Regions from separate parts of the Homo sapiens genome. Here regions 1 and 2 are each linked to region 3. Evidence: chromatin contacts called from ENCODE Hi-C or POLR2A ChIA-PET data. All regions are on one chromosome and are shown on one strand. The core of a region is the stretch at or near the end of the contact, and the rest is flanking DNA. Distances in the headings are between cores, read along the strand shown. Region 1 holds the start of ASB13 (ankyrin repeat and SOCS box containing 13). Region 2 overlaps LOC107984199 (a long non-coding RNA gene). Region 3 holds the start of RBM17 (RNA binding motif protein 17).

Region 1 (2,866 bases), core at 367-2,866, 420 kb before region 3:
CCCAAGTAGCTGGAACTACAGGCACCCGCCACAATGCTCGGCTAATTTTTGTATTTTTAGTAGAGACGGGGTTTCGCCATGTTGGCCAGGCTGGTCTCGAACTCCTGACTTCAAGTGATCCACCTGCCTCGGCCTCCCAAAGTGCTGGCATTACAGGCATGAGAGACTGCGCAACAGCCCAAAACCTAAATGTTTTGGTCGCGGTACACCACACATCCAGAATTTGAGGTCAGAATGTTAAAATTGTCTAAAGCTCCTACGGTTCGCCTCTGGTGCTGCTGGAATGGCAGTATTGTTTTGGATCCAACACATTCAGCTTATTCATTACACTGGGAATAAAAAACATCAGCAGAACTTATTTGGGGAGAAATATATTAAATAAAAAATGACAATGTCAAAAATACCAGTGAACCTCAAAAGTTGCGGATTCATTAGTTTAAAATGTGCCTTTCTTCTACAGATGCATTCCATAACAAACGATGCAGAAGACATGCTCAGAAGTGATGCCATGAACAGAAATATTAAAATATGTGTTTAAATAAGCTTCTGCCGTTAGCTATTCACTGCTTACTCAATTAAGCTAATCAAATGCAGATCACAGTGTCAGGGTCAAAGTCTTGTGCTTGCCTGGACTGGAATGCCAAGTAAAAACACATGCTTATTAGATACCTTTGATCATGTCAAAGGTGGTTATTTTGCAAAGTCAATTAAAATATCTTTGCCTTGCTATGACTGCAACTTCCTCTTCAGCTAAATTTACCCTTAAGACTTTTCCCTCTTAGGTGCACTACTGTTTTTACCAGGATGAATATGCTTTAGATTTTTTTTTTCTTTTTAGGCTTTCATAGTGCTTCCGTCGCTCATTTCAGTGACCATATTATTGCTTCATAGGCAGCAAAAAAATTTGCTTCCCCAAAGAGTGTCCTTCCCTCAAATCCATTTCATTCTTGGGCTGCTCGGATTTTGGTAAAGTAGGCTGCGAACTGGGATGGCACTTTTCGGAGTGTGCCGGGGTGCCCCAAGGCCACCTTCACTGGAGCGGAGTCGGGGTCACGCGGACGCCTCTGCAGGATGCTCGGACACTGCGCCACGGCCTCACCCGCGCCAGTGGAGGGGGGTTTAGCTCTTACCGTGGGCTCGCGCCTGGCTTCCCCGAGAGGGAGCACCGTGGGCGTTTCCCAGGCTCTCCCCCGCCACTGGGCAACGGCCCCGCACGCGTCCCGCACCTTCCCCAGGGCGCGCGGCGCTCGGTGGGTTTGCGGTTGCGAAACCCCACACCTGGCGAGCCGCACGGACTGCAACCCCGCAGTGCGCTGGCCTGGGACAAGGCACCAGACATGAGAGCCCGTCTGGGATGCGCGGCACCACTGGGACCCTGCTTTCACCGCGGCCCACCCCGCCAAACGCCCCCGCCCACGGAGCCAGCGCGGGGCGCGCCACCACCTCCCCGGCGCAGGCCATCGGATACGCGGCCGGCCTCAGGAGCCGGCGCCGCTGCCTCGCTCTGACCTCCGCGGCGCCCGCACGTACCCACGTCGCCCAGGAAGCAGCCGTCCGCCGCCCGGGGCTCCATGCGGCTCACCGGCGGCCGCGCGGCGACTCTGGGCGCCGGGACCTGGGCCGGGCCGCGCGGGGCCGCTGGGCGGGGCCAGTCTGCGCTGGGCCGCGCGTCGTCCCGAGGCGACCGAGCCGGGAGTTGTAGTTCCCGCCGCCTTGGCGAGGTTCCCGGAGGCGCTGTCCCTGGGTCCGGACTCCGCTGTCGCTGCCCACCCCGCTTCGCCCGTCGCGCCGAGGAGTGTGTGTGCTTGCATCTGCAAACCGTGCGTCCCGTGCACAGAATACGTCCGGTGCAAAACGTGTCCTGTGCACTTGTCCTATGTAAACGTGTGTGTCCGTGTGCAAAACATGCATCCTGTGCATATGTCCTGTGCAAAACATGCGTCCGTGTGTAAACTTGTATCCATTGTAAGCATGCTTCCCTGTGTCCCTTTGCAAAGCATGGATATGTGTTTCCATGTGCAAAACATGTGTCCTGTACAAAACATGCATCCTGTGCATGTGTCCTGTGCAAGCGTGTCCTGTGCAAGCGTGTGCAAAACATGTGTCCATGTATAAACATGTATGTATTGCAAATGTGTCCTGTGCAAGCATGTGTCTGTGTCCACGTGCAAAGCATGCGTCTAGCTTCCAGAGTTCACTTGCATTGTACAGATGCTGATGATGCTCCAGAGTACTCGAGTTCCCCCATGCTTTAACTTTCAAGAACCGCTTCCCACCAGAGCCGGTGTTCATAATCACTGTTTCTTTGATCTTTCAAGATAATAATTTCAAATCGTTCAAATCAATTTCTTAATGCCTTTTCTTTACGGGTGGTTTTTAATCCAATGTTCCCCTAAGCTGCTTAGCAAATGGAAGCTGGGGCACAACCTGGCAGAAATGAAAAACCTGTTTCCTGTTTCCGGAATAATACCCAGTCAACAATTGAGTAAGGGATTTTTATTTTATTTATTTATTTTTGCAAAGCAGCTTCCCAAGTTTAGAAGGTTTAACCTTGTGAAAGTTCACTGTAGCCCTGTCAGGAGATTCGTCACTCACCTGACCTGTACTGAACCTCCATGCAGAAGTTAGTTTGGGCTCAAAAGTAAAAGTATCAGGAATCATCCAGTCTGGAAATAGGTGAGGCCTGGCAGAGCAGCCAGTTTGATCTCTCACACTACAAAGCTTCTGGGATGACCCAGGTCTCCATCTGCAGTCCAGACCGAAGGCACTATACCTAGGGGACATTGAACCATATCTTTTGGAAAGCAGAGCCCCTGGAAATGTGGAGCCCCAGGCCTGGGAATGGAATTTCAAGCCATTTGCACTG
Region 2 (2,777 bases), core at 206-2,705, 460 kb before region 3:
CGGAGAACACTGCTCTCCCTGGGTCTGGGAGCTTAGGGACTTTCTGCCACACCCCACGCCTCACAAGACTGAAAGAGTTTCATCAGGGTCTGAGCTCTGGGATTTGGAAACACTCATGGAAAACAGAGCAGAGCCTGAGTTTTGCGGAGAATCCCTGCCTTCTCCTAAAATACTCCTGGAGGAGGCAGCATCAGAATGCATGCTTGAGACGCACCACAGGATCTGCTTCCCCAAATCCTCAAACACACAGGACAGATGCCTCCTGGTCCCCATCATAACCCATCAATCACGCCCCAAAGCCGCCTGAGCCCTCACCTCCCGACTCTCCGAAAGCTGCCAACAATTACTGCTGAGCCAGCAATGCATAATAGTCTCCTTTCTGCCTTCCCGTCTCTTTCTGTCTTTTGTTCCCTGCCTGGAAATCTATATAGCATGAAAGGAGCTGTTGAGGTGTGTGTGGTTTTTTTTTTACCAAGAATCGGAAAATTTGAGTCATCTTTTTACAAAGTTAGACTGCGAAGGTTGTAGTCCTCTCTAAGGATTTAATAATGAAGTGAAGAGACCAGAGGTGACCAGAAACAAGTATGAGAGGAAACGAGAAGCCGTTATTCATGGATTTCCTGCAGTGTGCTCAGCACAGTACTACTCTAGGAGTTGGAGGATTTTTTTTTAAAGTGGTGGTGCTAGGGGCTGAGTGGTGCTACTTACTGTCTATTCTTCTGTTCTTCCTCAGTAAGAGAAACCTTATATTGCTTGGGATGGCACTGTGCCCAAAGTAAAACAAACACATCAAAAAAAAATACACAAGGCTTGCTTGGCTGGCAGACACTCCTTTTGCCAAGCTCTTTCCATTTTCTTCCTGCCTGGAAGATAGACATGATGACCAGAGCTGTAGCAGCCATCTTGGGACCATGAGGGTCCCATGGTCAAAAGATCAAAAAAACTGCAAAAGCTTTGGCTGTGGTATACATGAGGGCTGTCAAACTACAGCCCATGAGTCAAATCTGGCCCACTACTTGTTTTAGTAAATAGTTTTGTTGGAACACAGTCATGCTCATTTATTTGTCTGGAGCTAATTTTGCCCTGTCTATGACAAAGGGGAGTGGTTGTAACCGAGACCACTTGGCCCACAATGCTAAAAATATTGACTATCAGAAAAAAAAAATTATAAACCTCTGCTCTAAACCACAGGCAGTAACTGCCTATCTCCAGACTTATTATGTAAAAAAAAAAAAAAAAAAAAAAAAAAAAAAAAATCCTCTTGTGTTTGACATGAGGTTTCTTGTGTTTAACATAACGTTTCTGTTACTCACAGACTAATAGATATAATACTGTTTACACTCGAGGCACTCAGAGTTTACACAGCTGTGGAAGCAGAACATGGCAACGTTTAGAAAATTAAGAAAAAAGACACATTCCAAATCATCGCCAACCAGCAGAACATAGCCCTACACAACCCCAAGCAGCAATATTCACGGCGTCCTCTAGGTGGAGCTCTGCAGTGCACAGCCTGGGCAGCTGGAGGCAGCAGCCCTGTATCTCTGGCTTCATCCTGCAGCCAATTAATTCAACCAGTATATGGGGATTATCTCTGTGTCAGACACTGTGGAAAGTGAATACAACATGGCCCCTGGTCTTTAGAAGCTTATAGGATAAAAGAAATATACCAAGTAGCCGTATGGTATGGACTAACTTGTGTCCCTCACCCAAATTCATATGTGGACGCCCTACCCCTCAATGTGACTGTATTTGGAGTTGGGGCCTTCGAGGGTGTAATTAAGGTTACATGAGGTCATAAGACTGAGGCCCTAAACCAAATAGGTCTGGTTCCTTATAAGAAGAGGAAGAGACACCCAGGATGCGCACACGCGGAGGAGAGACCGCGTGAAGACACCATGAGAAAGAAGGTGGTTTGTACATCAAGGAGAGAGGCCTCAGGGGAAACCAAACCTGCTGACAGTTTGATCTTGGATTTCCAGCCTCTAGAACTTGGGGAAAATGTATTTCTATTGTTTAAGGCCCCCAATCTGTGGTCTTTTGTTATGGCAGCCATAGCCAAGTAACACACAATTTAAATAGACCACATGGTGGCTCGAGGTCAGTGCTCCAGAGATTCAAATGTCACATAGCAAATAGCATCATTCCAAGGCCTGGAGGATAAAGACATGACAGCCCCTGTGTCCGCTGAGACAACCAACCATTGCTGCTCCACACACCTTCAGCAAGCACTGCTCAGGCTGGGGCACCTGATGCTGAGATCTCCCTTGATAGGTGTTCTATTTGAAGAGAAAAGATTGTGTCCCAGCTATTGAACGCCCACCCAGGCTTCATCCACCTGGGCACCCAGTCCGGTCCAGTCCATCTCTGCACTGGCAGGCACGGCCTGGCTTTCACATTCCTCTCTCACCGCCTCTCCCAACTCCATATCTGGCCTCCAGCTCTGCCAGCTGCCTGTTTACACCACACGCCACAATCTGATCAATTTTCCAGAACATGTGTGTTTCGGTTCATATCATTCCTTGACTGGAGATACAGAGCTCAGATTCCCTTTCTCCATGATGCATTTTTTAAAAACAACGAATTCTCAAGCACTGTTTTCCTCTTGTGTGGCATTCACTCCATTCTGGCTTCTGTTGAGACGATGTTGATAAAGCTGATGCATCTTTTATCCTCTCCTAAATGGGAGGGTCTTAAAGGGAAGCCAAGATCTTTGCATTTCCCTTCCCGAGACTCAGTTCAGAGCCATGTATTAGACATTCAACACGTGCCCATTAAAT
Region 3 (2,933 bases), core at 187-2,686:
GGGACAGTGTTTGATATATTAGATCTATCATAGGAATTGTATTTTTAGGTCTTCTCAATCCCCATTTACTTTTTGTACTCTTCGTCTGGCAAGGAGTGTGCCAATTATTTCTGTCTATTCACTCACTCCTACAGTGTTTGCTATGAATAATGAGATTATGTGATTTGGTGCAAAGATTTTCCTATTTTTCCTATTTTTTTCTTGATTGTGAATTGTGCTCCTCAAGATTATAAAATGTCCTTCTTAATCTTACTTAATGCTTTTTGCCCTGAAATCAACTTTGTAGTAAGCGGTTTGTGATTCCTGATTTTTTTAATTTTTTTGCATATTCCTGGTATATCTTTTCCAATCTTGTATTTTCAAACTCAGAATAACGTTAGCACTTTCTTGTATACAACACTGAGTTGCATGATGGTTTGTGCTCCTATCTGAGATTGTAGTTTTTTAGTAGGTAAGCTTAGGTCTATATTTCTTCTTGTGAGACATTTGGTCTTGTTCTGTCATATAGTTTGGTTACGCTTTCTGTTTTGTAACTTTTTAAAATATTTCCCTATATATATATTTTTTTTGCTGTGGTTTTGTGTGTGTGTGTGTGTGTGTGCATGCATGTATGTGTGGGTGCATGTATGTGTGGATTATTTGAAAGCTTTGTAGTTTTGTTCTGGGTTACCCTCAGAATCATACCATCCCATGACGTCCTTAATCCTCTATTTCTTTAGATTGTCTTTTGTCTCTCCACTGTATTTCTTTTTTCCCCCTTTTCCCGTTTTCTTAATGACTGGATTTTAATGGATTATAGTAACTTTCTTGGTATACTCCTTCGGACTAAGACGTCTGCTTAAATCTCTACTATTTGATTTATCGGCTTGAACTCTATTTGACACCCAATTAATTACAGATGTAAAAATCATATTTACCCGAAGTCCCACTTTCCCTTTCCCTCCCTGCTTCTGTCAGCGACGTCGTTTTTAAAGACCGAGGCTTTATAGCATTGACATTCTTTTCTGTACCCCTAATCGCGGCATCTGTTTCCATAATCTTACGCTTAACCTCGTGCTCCTTGCCATCCTTTTGCAGCATCTGGCCTATGCAGACTTATTTTCAACTTTTTGCTTATATAGGAGTGGCTTTGAATGAATGAGATCGAGGGGCCTGGAGGGACTTCCCCCACCTCCCCTATCAGAAAGCCCGGCCTCGGACCACTTCTCCTCCTCACCATCTGGGGGCGCTGCCGCGCTCCCCAAGCCTTGTGGAATTTCGAAAATGTGCGCCAGGGCGACACCTCTTGATGGTAAGAAGACGCCGGCGGAGGGGAGCGTGCAGTGCGGTCCTCCCGCGGGCAGGGGGCAGTGCGGCAAGGCGCCCTCGGCGCAGGCGCAGAGGCCGAAGCAGGCGCAGGCGCAGGCGGGGCGCAGGCGCGGGCGCGCTCTCCCGGCAGCCCGCGCTCCCTGACCCCGCGCCGCCGAGCGCCCTGAGGACTCAGCGAAGGGTGGGCGCCGCCGAGGCCTCCTGCCGCTGGCGGGTTTCCGCGGAGTGCCGCCCGGCTCCGCTCTGCCGCCGGCGCGGCTCATGGGCAGAGTCGGCCGGGCGGGCCGGGTAAGTGGCGCCCCGGCGGCCCCGGGTGGGTGGCCTGGCGGGACCTGAGGCGGGCGCGCCTTCCCGGGAGGCGCTAGACGCAAGCCCGCGGCTTTAGGCCCGTCGCGAGGGGCGGAGGCCGGGCCAGCGCAGCCGGAGCCTCCGAGGGTCTCAGTCCCCGCGGCGGGCGCTGGTCTCTCCACGCGGCTGCGGCCCGGTACCCTCCGCCCGCCGCCGCCTCTGGTGACCCTGGCCCTGACCTTCTCCCTCTTCCCTTCCTCCTCCTCCTCCTCATGTCTGCCTCGGGCTGTTTGGTGCTGAAGAGCGTTTCTTCTCCGTCTCGTGCACCGCATCCTGACGAAATTGTCTGGTCACCAGAACCGAGTAGCCCGTAGCGTGTCCCCCCTGGCCCTGCACGGTTGCCCCTCTCTGGGGCTCGGAGCCGGTTCCTCCCGGGGTCTCAGAACTGGGAGTGCAGACGTTGGCGTTTCTCAGACTCCGGAGCTGCCCGGGACAGGAATGCAGCCCTAACCCCGGCGTCGCCTCGGCTCGTGCAGTTTGAGCGGTGTTTCAGCGCTCACGTCCGACCCCAGGCAGTCTTTGAGCTTCGCCTCTTGCCCCGAGAATGTGTAATGATCGGAGAATGCAGGTGGAATGAGGTTCTGCCCCTGCTTGCAGGAGTTTGGTTTCTGGGAAAGCAGGCGTGAAAACCCAGGCCCGGGTTGATTTGAGAAACGCAAGTGGGGTCTGGAAGGACCTCTCTTGAGAGAGGAGGTCATGCTTATGTTGAGTCTTGAAGGTACGTTGTTAGATGTGAGAGGTGGGAAAAAGGCTGCCGGCGGAGGAAGTAAGTGCGAAAGTAGCAGAAGCGAAGCCCCGTAGTGCGTTCTGGAAGCTGCAGGTTAGGCAGAAAGAAAGGTTTGAGGAGGGGCTGCTGTGTTTCCAGGAGTAGTCAGGTCAGAACATGGAGGTTTCTTGAGAAGCAGTAAAGAAGCGCCATTGAGGGTCCTTATTTTGCTAGAGCCAGGCATATGGATGGGAAATAGGATATTCTAGATAAGGGCAAGATTCGCATATACTCAAATAGATGGGTAGATGTGCACTGGCTCCCCGCAGCAGATGGAGTTTTTAAAAGGATGCAACACAAGTTTCCACATTTTTAGTTGTAAAGGCTGCAGACATTTTGATCGTAATGACAGCTTTTAGGGAATATGGGGTAACAGTTTAGTGAGCTAAACGAGAGGGCTTTATTTTTAGAGTTAGTTAAGCAAGGTGCTGCGTGCTGTCCAGTTTATAACAGAGCAGGTTGTGCGGTTGTGGAGCTCTGCGGAACCAAAGGCAGCCTTTCTGGAGGCTCT

What was found. Hi-C counts contacts between places; a loop is a spot of excess contacts on that map. ChIA-PET counts read pairs that join two places held with the same protein, here RNA polymerase II (POLR2A). Pooled maps may share reads with other maps.
Region 1: a loop to region 3 is called in a map with no recorded cell type, with 3 times the contacts of the local background. The contact joins the promoter of ASB13 here to the promoter of RBM17 in region 3. A Hi-C loop is called at or near these places in 1 of 37 single-sample maps with no recorded cell type.
Region 2: a loop to region 3 is called in a pooled map, with 8 times the contacts of the local background. The contact joins the enhancer-like site here to the promoter of RBM17 in region 3. A Hi-C loop is called at or near these places in 1 of 37 single-sample maps with no recorded cell type and 8 of 50 pooled maps. POLR2A ChIA-PET finds 5 or more read pairs at or near these places in 1 of 52 experiments (GM12878).

What each region holds. Positions count from the first base shown.
Region 1 is chr10:5,664,979-5,667,844 of GRCh38, forward strand. ASB13 (ankyrin repeat and SOCS box containing 13) reads right to left here and starts at 1,617. Exons shown (of 6, transcript NM_024701.4): 1 at 1,531-1,617. The coding sequence starts at 1,573. RefSeq lists silencers at 1,201-1,250, 1,551-1,620.
Region 2 is chr10:5,628,541-5,631,317 of GRCh38, forward strand. All of the region lies in intron 1 of LOC107984199 (a long non-coding RNA gene), which reads right to left. Among named protein-coding and RNA genes, the nearest start is that of LINC02677, 12 kb to the left of the region's middle. Within about 2 kb of position 1,456, at least 9 of the 41 ENCODE cell types and tissues checked have a DNase peak (open chromatin) inside an H3K27ac peak, as active enhancers do.
Region 3 is chr10:6,087,598-6,090,530 of GRCh38, forward strand. It overlaps RBM17 (RNA binding motif protein 17), which reads left to right and starts at 1,437. Exons shown (of 12, transcript NM_032905.5): 1 at 1,437-1,596. RefSeq lists enhancers at 1,089-1,138, 2,095-2,933 and silencers at 1,299-1,738, 1,749-1,838, 2,109-2,168.